2 separate regions of the Homo sapiens genome follow, and region 1 is linked to region 2. The links are chromatin contacts, found by Hi-C or POLR2A ChIA-PET in ENCODE. All regions are on one chromosome and are shown on one strand. The core of a region is the stretch at or near the end of the contact, and the rest is flanking DNA. Distances in the headings are between cores, read along the strand shown.

What was found. A loop is a pair of places that touch in the nucleus more often than their neighbours do. ChIA-PET counts read pairs that join two places held with the same protein, here RNA polymerase II (POLR2A). Pooled maps may share reads with other maps.
Region 1: a loop to region 2 is called in a pooled map, with 5 times the contacts of the local background. The contact joins the promoter of CFAP52 here to the enhancer-like site in region 2. A Hi-C loop is called at or near these places in 11 of 50 pooled maps. POLR2A ChIA-PET finds 5 or more read pairs at or near these places in 2 of 52 experiments (H1 and activated T-cell).

What each region holds. Positions count from the first base shown.
Region 1 is chr17:9,571,815-9,578,014 of GRCh38, forward strand. CFAP52 (cilia and flagella associated protein 52) reads left to right here and starts at 4,828. Exons shown (of 14, transcript NM_145054.5): 1 at 4,828-4,951. The coding sequence starts at 4,882. It overlaps STX8 (syntaxin 8), which reads right to left and starts at 4,006. Exons shown (of 8, transcript NM_004853.3): 1 at 3,978-4,006. The coding sequence starts at 3,994. RefSeq lists enhancers at 3,989-4,168, 4,961-5,090.
Region 2 is chr17:9,235,642-9,241,922 of GRCh38, forward strand. It overlaps NTN1 (netrin 1), which reads left to right. Exons shown (of 7, transcript NM_004822.3): 7 at 3,999-6,281. The coding sequence ends at 4,327. LOC124903923 (a long non-coding RNA gene) reads left to right here. Exons shown (of 2, transcript XR_007065614.1): 1 at 1-2,564; 2 at 3,138-3,343. Among named protein-coding and RNA genes, the nearest start is that of NTN1, 220 kb to the left of the region's middle. RefSeq lists a silencer at 4,342-4,791. Within about 2 kb of position 4,755, at least 27 of the 41 ENCODE cell types and tissues checked have a DNase peak (open chromatin) inside an H3K27ac peak, as active enhancers do.

The DNA of each region.
Region 1 (6,200 bases), core at 3,578-6,077, 340 kb after region 2:
TGAGATAGGAGAATCACTTGAACTCAGGAGGCAGAGGTTGCAGTGAGCCAAGATCATGCCACTGCACTCCAGCCTGGGCGACGGAGCAAGACTCCATCTCAAAATTAAAAAAAAAAAAGGTGTGGAGGGTAGAGATGAAACAAGAATGGCAGAATATTGATAATCACAGAAATTGGGTGGTGAGTATGAAAGGGGCCCATTATACTATTCTAGTTTGTGTATCTTTTACCTTCCAAAATAAAGTTTTTAAAAAGCAATTCAACACAAAGAAGACCATGCTACCAACATAAAAAGTCCAATCAGGATATAAAACTATTAAGGTTTAACTGTAATTTTTCTGGAAATGGTACATCATCAACAAATTAGTTACCCTGGAGGTAAAGCTAATTAACATTAGCAAAGAGCCAGTTCAGAGACAGTGATCATGGGCTCCTTCTGTTAAACAGCGAGCTTACCACTTGCTTTGATAGGCCATTAAAATAGTAACTGCTATATTCCATTGCTAGACACTGAGGGAGGTGCCAATGACCTATGATTTTAGCAACACAAAGGTAAAGCTGTAGTTGAATCTGTTTTTATAGGTTGTTTTTGTTTGTTTGTTTTGTTTTGTTTTGACATGGAGTCTCGCTCTGTCGCCCAGGCTGAAGTGCAGTGGCGCAATCTCGGCTCACTGCAACCTCCACCTCCTGGGTTCAAGTGATTCTCCTGCCTCAGCCTCCTGAGTAGCTGGGATTACAGGTACACACCAACATGCCCAGCTAATTTTTGCGTTTTTAGTAGAGACGGGGTTTCACCATGTTGGTCAGGCTGGTCTCGAACTCCTGACCTTATGATCCGCCTGCCTCAGCCTCCCAAAGTGCTAGGATTACAGGTGTGAGCCACCACACCTGGCCTTTTATAGGTTTTTCAAGTCCCTTCCCATACTCCTTTCTACCCCCCTAATCAGCGACCCATTTTGTGCTTTGGGAGCACAGCTGAGTGTCTCACTGTTTCACTCTCAATAGTCCAATGAGAAAGCCACTTCATCAAACTAATGAAGTATAACAGAAAAAGTCTCAATGCTTTATCAACATTAACTGCGGAAGAAGCTTGGGGTCCAGTGATAGCTTCCACCAATCTAAATAGATAACTGGGGGCCTGTCCCTTATCTTTGACCTTTATTTCCTACTTGATTTGTAAACTGAGGGATTTAGGTTCCAGAAGGTGGAGGGCAACTTAGGAATATGTATTGTAAACCAAAATAAAATTCTAAGCCCACCCCCAACACCCCCCCCCACCCCCGCAACCATCTGAACGGACCCCTACTCTAAGGCAAGGGCATTCCAAAGTTAACCTGAAACACTGGTTCAGGCCATGATGGGAAGAGGGGATCAGACATGCCTCATTATATATCCTCTCCTCCTTTTTGGAATTCAGGAAAAGCCAACCAGCATTAACGTCAATACAGACCTTAAGTCTGATAAGAAACACTTACAATGTATTCTCTCTAAAGCCTGCTACCCAGAGGCTTCATTTGCATAATAAAATCTTGGTCTCCACTACCCCTTATCATAACCCAGACATTCGTTTCTATTGATAATAACTCAACCAATTGCCAATCAGAAAATTTTTCAATCTACTTATGACCTGGAAGCCCCCCACGCCCTTCGAGGTGTCCCTCCCTTCTGGATTGAGCCATCATAAATCTTACATGTATTAATTCATGTATTATTCTCCCTAAATTGTATAAAAGCAAGCTGTTCCCCAACCACCTTGGGCACAGGTCTTCAGAACCTCCTGAGGCTGTGTCATGGGTGCATTCTTAACCTTGGCAAAATAAACTTTCTAAATTGACTGAGACCTGTCTCAGATACTTTGGGGTTCACAGTATCAAGGGCCTTAAAAATGTTTATACCCTTGAGCCCAACAGTTCTATTTCACTTTCAACAGTCTAATGAGAAAGCCACTTAGTCAAACTGATTGAGAATAACAAAAAAAGTATAAATGCTTCACTTTCAACAGTTCTAATTCCTACTTCTAGACAGGGAGCCCAAGGAAATAAGAGATAGAACAAAGGGACTCCCTTTGCAATGATAAAACAAAACAAAACATCAGAAAAACAAAAAACTAATAGGAGAAAAATAAATTATGGTCATTCATGTGATGCATTATTTTGCAACATAAGACAATTATGAGGCCAGGTGCGGTGGCTCACACCTGTAATCCCAGCACTTTGGGAGGCCAAGGCGGGCAGATTGCCTGAGCTCAGGAGTTCAAGATCAGCCTAGGCAACACGGTAAAACCCTGTCTCTACTAAAATACAAAAAATTAGCTGGGCGTGGCTGCGTGCGCCTGTAGTCCCAGCTACTCCAGAGGCTGAGGCAGGAGAGTTGCTTAAGCCCAGGAGGTGGAGGTTGCAGTGAGCCATGATCGCGCCATTGCACTCCAGCCTGGGTGACAGACAGAGCAAGACTCCGTCTCAAAAAAAAAAAAAAGAAGAAAAGAAAGTTATGCTTTCAAAGAATGTCCAATGACATAGAGAAATGCTGTTTATATTATATATATATATAAAAATATAGATTAAAATAACAAATTCATTGTAAAAAAATCATTAATGGCTATTTCCAAATTATAGAGTTAAAGATGCTATTTATTTTCCTTTTTGCAAATTTTCAATATTCTCTAAATTGAATATTCTCTATCAAGGGGTGTATATAACTGTTAAAATTAGGGATTTTGGGGTTTTTTATTTTTTTTTGAGACGGAGTTTCGCTCGTGTTGCCCAGGCTGGAGTGCAATGGCACGATCTCAGCTCACCACAACCTACACCTCCCGGGTTCAAGCGATTCTCCTGCCTCAGTCTCCCGAGTAGCTGGGATTACAGGCATGTACTACCATGCCCGGCTAATTTTGTATTTTTAGTAGAGACGGGGTTTCTCCATGTTGGTCAGGCTGGTCTCGACCTCCCGACCTCAGGTGATCTGCCTGCCTCGGCCTCCCAAAGTACTGGGATTACAGGCGTGAGCCACCACCGCGTCCGGCCTAAAATTAGGTTTAAAAAAGTAAATGCTAAATTAAATAATTGGCCCAAATAACCTAGATTCCAGGTAACTCAACTTTGTTCTTGGAATCCATTCTTCTAATATCCAGGATGTGGGCAACTTAAACAATTATAAACTATATTAGAAATAACAACATAAGACACATATTCCAACAAGAACGTTATAGAGCTGTAATATGTTTTTAATTATTAAGCAGAAAGGTCAAGTCTATGTTCAATAACAATACGTTCCTTGGGATCAAACAATATGTTCCTTGGGATCAAAAGTTGCATCTTTCATCATGCAGTCCTTGGGATTAACTGCTAAATAAATCACCCTTATCAGCTATTGTTTTACTGCAGAAGCTACTGCTAAAGGAAAAGACTTCATGATATTAACTCAAGAAAGTGCAAAATGCCTTATAAACAAGTGCACAATTTCCCTCCCAGGTTCCTGTATCTGGAAGGGCCCCCAAGATCTAGGTCTTAGCCCCAGCTGGTTACTAACTGGCTGGTGGCCATGGATTCTGAACCTCGGTTTCTCCACCTGTGAAATAAGGGGGTTTACCGGGATGGACTGACATGCTACAAAAACGTTATTTCGACTTCACTTTTATAGGAGTCCAGGGAAGCCTGCACCAGCCAGCTAGCTCCAAAACCAGGATGGGCGGGAAATCCCCGCAACGAGATGCAGCCCAGAAAAGCTAAAGGAATATTCAGAGATTTGGCGTAAGTCCTCAGCTCTCCAGCGGACCACCTGGTCTCCTTCCCGGGCCACCCTTGCAAGGACCAAGTGTGGCGGGATGTGGCTGAGCCCCCTCAGTAAAGGAAAGGTCTCGCTGCCCCTCCCCTCATCCCGAAAGGCCACCAGCGGCAATGCGAAGTGATTGCCTGCTCTCCGGAAGCCCGGCCTCCCCGAAGGTCCCTCCACGCACCGCCGCCCTCACCCGGGACTCACCAGGGGTCCGGTGCCATCCTGCAGACTCCGCCCGCCGCTCGGACTCTTCCTGCTCTTAGCAGCTGACTACGGCGGCCCGCGCGGCTCACTCCCCGCAGTTCGTCCCGTGCGCGACCGGAGCCTGGAGTTTGCAAAGTGAGTAGCTAGGGCCTCAGAACTATAATCAGAGAAAGCAAAGCGCTCCCCTGCGGACAGTACACTGGAGCAATCTACTCCCACCAAGAGACGCGAACTGCTAAGCTCAGTTAAAATTGTTAAATAGAAACAAAGCATTTTCCCAGGAAGGTGGGAGCGCTGCAAGACCTCTCTGTAGCAGTTACTTAAAAATTTATCCTGCTTCAAAAACAAAACAATAAACAAAACACTAGATTGCGGTGAGACTTGCACGCTGCGTAAACTCACTACAACCTACTTTAAGTTAACTTTATGATATGTAAATTATACCTCAACGCTTTTTAAAAAATCTTTAAAATTTTTTTCACACTGCTCCAAACAGGGGCCCAAAGAAGTATCAATTATATATATTTTTTATAGCAGCCTTCCTATCAGTCCTGTACGCCTGATTACATATTTTTTAAATGCCATTCATTCGGTGCTTGATTTTAGAGTTACTAAGAAGTCACAGACTCTACACAAGGGGATGGAGGAATTAGTTCTGCGCAGTTAGTGCCATCCCCTAAATTTCCAGAGAAATAGCACAAAAAAAAAGAAGAGGAGTCCCACCCCATCTCTCTTCCAGTCCCCATACCCCTTCATTTCCAAGAATGCTAATGAACTCGAACTCGGCAGGCTGGGTTTCTGCGCGGGCGTGGAGCTGGAGCGCATGCGCTCGTCCGTTACCATAACGACCAGAAGACGCTGCAGCCACTAGGGAGGAGAGCAAAGTAATCAGAACCTCCCAAGGATGGATAACAAAATTTCGCCGGAGGCCCAAGTGGCGGAGCTGGAACTTGACGCCGTGATCGGCTTCAATGGTGAGGCCTCCAGCATCTTTGGGCTGGCTGGTTTAGGAATTCGGAGGACGTGTAGTGCAAACAGGAATAGTGAGACACCGGGGACACCTGAAAGGCAGTGTGGGACAACGGCAGGAGCCCTGGCCAGGGACACGCACAGGAGGACCCGCACAGCCTGACCTGCCCCAAGGCCTTGGAGAGTCACTTCCTCGATCCAAGCCTCAGGGAGTGAGATGGTTTTTACCAGCTCGGACAAGCGCCAGCACCTAAAAGGGACCAAATGCCTCTTCCCCAGGCGGGCCGGATGAGTACGGGTGGTTGTAACCCTTCTCCCACTAGGTCAGCCCTTCCTGGCTCTGAACCCCACGCCGCTCGCAAAGCCCTAGGCTCCTTCGTAACCACACAGAAGGATGCTGTCTGTGTCGGCCCCTGGGACCAGCTAGGAAATCTGCTAAAATCCCAACTGGCGTACCAGTGAGAAAGGGCTGGGAGGGAACGTGTGTTTGAGCAACCCCCTGAGGGGATGTTGTTGGTCCTCTAATCCTAAGGAAGGTTTCTAAATGATGAGGATTTCAGACCAGGACAGAAGGGGAAGGGGACGCCAGGGGGAGCTAAAGCGGAGAGAAAAAGGGACTGGGCCGCTCCGCTGAAATCTTATTTGTGACTGCCTATTGTTTTGAAGATTCTGGGAAGAAAAAGCTGTGGGGTTTTATTGTTCGTTTTGAGGGGTTTTGGTTTTTTGAGGGATGAGAAAACAATGAATTAGATTTTAGGAGAAGCAAAACTTTTCAAAAATGTGTGTTGTGATGCCTGAAAGCTTTAAGAATGTGGATGCAGAACAATCACTGTCTAAAGTTTTAAGCATACTCTAGGACTTAGCTCTTGACTCTTGGTTTAACTTTAACAGTCTCCAATAGAAAGTGAGTGCTTTATACATTTCGGATATCAGATATCTTGAGAGTTGGTTACAAGATCATTGAGAAACAATTGAGCAGCCTACAGTGGGTTGCATAATGTCACTTGTTGAGCCAATGTAGAACCACACACATAGAACTCTGCAACTGAGGCCGGGGGCAGTGGCTCATGCCTGTAATCCCAGCGCTTTGGGAGGCCAAGGCAGGTAGATCACCTGAGGTCAGGAGTTCGAGACCATCCTGTCCAACATGGTGAAATCCCATCTATACTAAAAATACAAAAATTATCCGGGCGTGGTGGTAGGTGCCTGTAATCCCAGCTACTTGAGAGGCTGAGGGAGGAGAATCACTTGAAC
Region 2 (6,281 bases), core at 3,505-6,004:
AGGGCTTGCTCTCTGCTTCAGAAATGCTGCCTTCTTGCTGTGTCCTCACACAGTGGAAAGGGCATGGGAACTAGCTGCAGCCTCTTCTTCTTTCTTCTTTTTTTTTTTCTTTTTTTTTTTTTTGGAGACAGAGTCTCGCCCTGTCCCCTGTCACCCAGGCTGGAGTGCAGTGGCGTGATCTTGGCTCACTGCAACCTCTGCCTCTTGGGCTCAAGCAATTCTGCCTCAGCCTCCCGAGTAGCTGGGACTACAGGCGTCCACTGCCACGCCCAGCTAATTTTTTGTATTTTAGTAGAGACAATCTGCCTGCCTCGGCCTCCCAAAGTGCTGGGATTACAGGCGTGAGCCACCATGCCCGGTCAGCCTCTTATATAAGGACACTAATCCCATCCACAGGGTGAGATCCTCATGATTTGATCATGTCCCAAAGACCCTACTTCTTAATATTCTCACACTGGATATCAAGTTCCAACATAAGAATTTGGGGGGGGGGGTACTAACATTAAAACCTTGATAGGGTCTAAGAGGCCCGTCCTCGAGGCCATGGTCCTAAGATGGGCAGAGCTGCCCATAGACCACTGTGCCAAGCCCCCTGGTTGGGTGACATCACAGGTACATCTGGGTTGGGAGGGGCGCCAGGTTCCATGTAGCCCAGAGATCCCCATCATTCCTTGCTTCAAGCCAGAGGTTGGTCGGAGGTGACAGCAGCCTGGTGGAGTGCCGTGTGGGTGCTGATGCTCATGCTCCCAGACCTGCAGGGCAGGTCTGTTTGAGGTCACTGTTGCAATGCGCATTTTGAATATTTTCAGCTGTATGTGCATGGCAGGGGCTTGGCCCATGCACTGCATATGTAGCTCATACTTGGTGAGCTGTGTAATGTGTAGAGGTGTTGCCAAGGGCAGCGGAAATGTGGCCTTTTTCCAGCATAATCATGAGTCCTACCACTACCTGTCCCTGCCCCTGCGGCCAGGACAGCTCCCACCCCTGGAGTTGCTGAGATCTGCTGGGGGTGGAAGGACAAGGGCTGGTTGCTTTGTCCTGACTGACCACTGTCCATTGCTCTATCCCTCTGGACTCCCGGCAGCAAGGTGTCCAGAGGAAGGTACCTTTCAGGGCTTTGCCCTTGGTGTTAGGCAGTTAAGCAGGTCCCCTTCAGGACCGTGTGGCAGTGCCTGGAGAAGCACAGGGGGCTGCTTTGGATGCCATGCCTGGTTTCCAGGGCATTCACTGATGGGGGAAAGCTCAGAGACCAGAGAGGGTTGGGCAGGGCTCACTGGCCCTTCTGCTATGACCCCAGGGAGTGAGAAGGCCCCCTGGGAGGCCTCTGCAGGAAGTCTAAGGCTAGGCCTTCTCCAGCCAGCTCTTTCTCTAGCCTCTTCTCAGCAAACTTGAGACTCTGCCAGCTCTGCCCTTCTGCCTGGCCCTGAGCAGAGGCCCAACATCCCCAAAATCTTCAAGATGAATTGTATTAGCTTCTAGGGCTGCCAGAACAAAGTACCACAGACCGAGTGGCTGAAACCACAGAAATGTATTTCTCACAGCTCTGGAGTCTGGAAGTCCAAGATCAAGGTGTCGGTAGGGTTGCTTTCCTCCAAGTCCTCTCCTGGCTTGTAGATGGCCACCTTCTCGTGTCCTTACAGGGTCTTCCCTCTGTGTGTCTGTGTCCTCATCTCCTCTTACAAGGACACAGGTCATAGGGCCCACCCTAATGACCTCATCTTAATTATACTTAACATTTTTAAAAATTTTAATGGGTAGTTAATTATACTTTAAAGACCCTATCTCCAAGTAAAGTCACCCTGTGAAGTCCAGGGGGTTAAGGTGTAAGGTTTCAACAGAGGAATTTGTTGGGACACCATTCAGCACACAGCACCAACAGATGCTCGGAGCCTGGGATCAAAGCTGAGCTCTCCTGGAGCCCCAGCCCAGGGTGCCTTCTGCAGCATCCTTGTTGGGCTGCTCCAGCCCATGCTGGCTGGGGACACCACAGCTGTACAAGGGGTCCGAGGTGTCCAGCACGGCAGAAACAGCCATATCCCGAGCTCATTCGTATTCAGCTCAGTCCTGGGGAGAGGAAAGCGGGGCTCTCAGGGATGCTGGGGGTGGCTCCCCCATTGCTTAGCTAAGGGGCACTCAGTTGCCACGGTGACCTCTGTCTGCACAGTCAAATACACTCGGCCCAGCCACTTCTCTGGGCTGGAGGGCTCCCCCCACCCAGAGTTCACACTGAGTGTTGAGTCCCTTGGTGACAAAAACATGGAAACGGTTGCCATGGCAGCCATTCTTTGGAGCCCTCAGACTGGAGTGCAAAGTTCAGGATGCCCAGGAACAGCTGAAATGAAAATACGGGAAAATCCGCTTCCCTCACCCTGGAAGGATGACTCGGTTGGCATTCAGTGCTCTCCTGCACTCGGCTGTCCCTGCCCTCCCCATCCCCTGGTCCATGTGTGGGTGCAGGGGGGTGCCCTCGGAGTGCAGGAGCAGAGTGGCCCCCAGAGACGTTGACAGAAGCCAGCCAGCATAGGAGGGCAGGCTCAGCTGGGGTGGTTCCATTGTCTGGAGTGGTAAGTGGGGAAGTGATGACTGCTGGACGTTCCCTGGGGAGGTGTCCTTGTGGCTGCTGAAGCCACAGAGCTTGCCTGTGTGTTGGTTTCTTCAAGCTGCTGCTCCTGTCTCAGGAGGGCTCAAGTCTACTCCATGGCCCAGCCTGGGGAATAAAGGTGTTTCGCCCAGTGAAGGCTACAGTGTGTGAGGGTGGGATCAGTGAGGGGAAGACAGTGCGGGGCAGGGGAGTGAGTGGATGGCTGTTTCTCTTGAACAGAGGTGAGTACAGCAGAGGCCCCTCCAGGTACCCCCTGGTCTGGGGGCAATGATCATGTGTCCACCCCCAGCAGGTCCCCAAGAAGGCCCCATGAGGCTCTGGTGACCTGAGATGCACCAACCAAAGGGTTCTGCAGTCACAGTTGTTTGAGAAACCAACACACGTATACAGGATTCTTAGGTTAAAGGCTCTGAAAAGTCTTGCAGTAAGGAACCTCTTGACTTTGTTTAACCTAGTATTTCACAAACTTACTAGAGCAAAGTTTCTCATTTATTTAGCGTCTCTTATTTTTGAAATCTCCCTTACTATCTTGCAGAAATGACATCTGGTAACATTTGTCCTCTGAGTCAATGACATCGGCACCACTTGTGAGAAATGCATATTCTAGGGCCTCACCCAGATCTGTTCAATCTGAAGCTCTGGGGCGGGGCCCAGCAGTGTATTTTCACAAGCCGGCCAGGGGATTCTGATGCATGCTCCATTTGGGGAAGTCCTTCTACTAGGGAAAATACTGGCAGAGAATTTGGAGTAAGAGGAATGGTCTGGGGACCTTGGGCGGCATGGAGGAAGGGAGGCCACCTGGTAGGGATGGCTTAGGCGTGGGAAGCGGCAGTCCAAGGTTCCCGGGGCTCTGGAAAAGGCACTACGGCCACCCCAAAGGGTGGGTTCTCATCTTCTGTCCCTGAGCATTGAGGACCCATTATGGTTTTCTGAGGCTGGTTGGAGGGCCAGGCTGTGTGTGGAGTGTCATGAGGGCTGGTGTAAAGTGACTTGGGCCTTTGGAGAAGCGCACCCCTGAGGAACCTCCCTCTCCCCGCCAGCACTGCTCTCACCCGAGCGCCTGCCCTGGGCAGACAGCTTGCCCAGAGTGCTGGGGGCGTGGTCAGCACCTGTAGGCTTCCTGGACAAAGTGGGCCTTGACAAGGCCAGGAGATGGCTTGTCCCGACGGCAGTGCTGGGTGGCACCCTCACAGCGTGGGAGGCAAGGCTTCTTGGCCCTGTTGTTAGCAGGTGGGGGTCTACGATCAGCTTGCCACCACCCACGCGCTCCTGTATGGGCCACTCTGTGCAGTCACTTCCTGGGGCTGGGTCTCCTTTCCCTTCTCCCCAGGCTCAGGCAGGGCGGACCTAGCCACAGCAGCTGGGAGCCCACCCGTCTGCCTGTGCTTCCTTGCAGCCGTCCAGATCCACATCCTGAAGGCGGACAAGGCGGGGGACTGGTGGAAGTTCACGGTGAACATCATCTCCGTGTATAAGCAGGGCACGAGCCGCATCCGCCGCGGTGACCAGAGCCTGTGGATCCGCTCGCGGGACATCGCCTGCAAGTGTCCCAAAATCAAGCCCCTCAAGAAGTACCTGCTGCTGGGCAACGCGGAGGACTCTCCGGACCAGAGCGGCATCGTGGCCGATAAAAGCAGCCTGGTGATCCAGTGGCGGGACACGTGGGCGCGGCGGCTGCGCAAGTTCCAGCAGCGTGAGAAGAAGGGCAAGTGCAAGAAGGCCTAGCGCCGAGGCAGCGGGCGGGCGGGCGGGCGGGCGCCAGGGCGGGGCCGAGCGAGAGCGGGCGCCTTGGCCCGGCCGCCGCGGACTTGGCCCGCGAGGGCTTTCCCAGGTGGGGGGAGGGAGGGGGCGGGGCCGCACGGCGCGGGGGGCGGGACCCTCGGCGGCCCCTCCCCCTACCCCCACCCTGCGCGCTCTGGGCGGGAGCCGCGTGCACGCGGGGCGGGGTGCGCCGCCGGCCGGGCCCTGGAGAAATGACGAGACGTAGCTACCTCACGGGGCTCCTTCCAGAGCAGAGACGCGCTTCCCTGGGCCTGGGCGCGGCCGCCGTGGAGGGGCTGGGGGCAGCCTGCCCTGGGGCCCGGGGGCGGGCGCAGAATCGCACAACTGGGGCCCCAGGCGCGGGGCGTGGATGGCGCGGAGACGTGGACGGGAGGAGAACTGTGAATTCTCAAGCCCGTAGTGTGGGCGGGGCGCGGAGCACCCACCAAACCACCACCCGACACGCAGCCGACGGGATCCCCCCCTTTCTCCCCGGCCCCTTCTAGCAGTTCCCCGCGGGCCACCTGGCTGTCACAGCCTGGACTCCTCCATCTGAAGGGGCCTGGCAGCATTTGGGGAGTGGACAGCTCCTGTCCAGCCAGCATGCCCCAGGCGGCCTCTGTCTCCACTGCTACCTGCTGAGTGGGTCCTACTGGGTGGGGGCTTGGGGTCGGTGAGTGGTTCACCTGTGGAGAGAGGAGAGGAAGCCCCTGCTGCTGCCTGTCTCTGCCCCTGCCCCTGCCCCTGCCCAGCGTGGGGCTGGCCCATCCGGAAGGCAGTGGGCCCAGGGACACCCCTGAGAAGCCCAAGCCGGGTGGTCACCGCCTCATGCTGGAGCTGCCTGTTGGAGGAGGCATCGCAAACGCAAAACCTCCCAGAGAGTTTCCTTTTGGAAACTTGGAACCAGCCCTTTTTATGACGTTTTCCAGGGGGAGGGGGAGGGGCACTGGCTGGGTTTACGGCAGTGACACTATTTATGTAAATGACATCAGCTCCCGCAAGGCCCCTCAGCAATGTCAACAGCTGGAAAGGGCCTGAACGGGCTTGGAGTCTGCAGGCTGCGAAGGCACTTGGGCCTGGCTTGGGGCCGGGGGCTTGTTTGAGCTGGGATGGGGTTTGCTGGCTCAGTGAAGTACCAGAGTGCCTGAGCCATGGGTGGGCAGGGGCACAGGAATGACCAGGTTCCTGGGGGCCAAGGAGGCCATGCTGGCTTCTCCAAGGGAAGGCACAGAGGCTGCCGGCCTGCCCCCTACAGCTGTCTTGGGTCTGGCCTGGGCCACACCTTGACCGTGCCTTTCCAGACGGTCTTTGTGGAGTCTGCCCGTGCCCTCCACTGTGCCCCAGCCCTCCTTCCAAAATCTCCTAGAGACACGGTCCTCAAGCAGGCAGCCCCTTTTGTTCTGACCTCCTCACACAGGGTCCATTCCTGTGCCCTGGGGCCTCCTGGCTCCCTGCCTTCCTGGGCTCTCTGCACTGCCCGGGCCTCTGGCCCACATCCTCACACCCGGCGCACTGAATTAAGAGGCCTGGCTCCCCTCACAGTCAGGAAATTGGTTTCACTTTCCCGGCCAGAGTTTGGCTGCTCAAAAGGGTCATACCAAGTATGAAGCTCGGCCCCCGGTGGTCTGGCTTCCCTCCGCCTTCCCCACATTTACCCGCATCACGGCTGCCATTTATTGAGCACCTGCTGTGTGCCAGGCACTTTACCCACATGCTCCCAGTGTGTACTCATGACAACCCTGTGGGACAGGGACTCATTATCACCAGCAAGGAGACTGGAGTACACGTGCCCAAGGTCATGCTGCAAATTGGTGGCAGGACTGGGGCTCAAACTCCAGAGCCCGACTTTCTGACCAGGGGCCACGCTGGCCCTCACTGCACTCCAGCTCTGCAGCCTACCCGCCCAATCCCTGTGCAG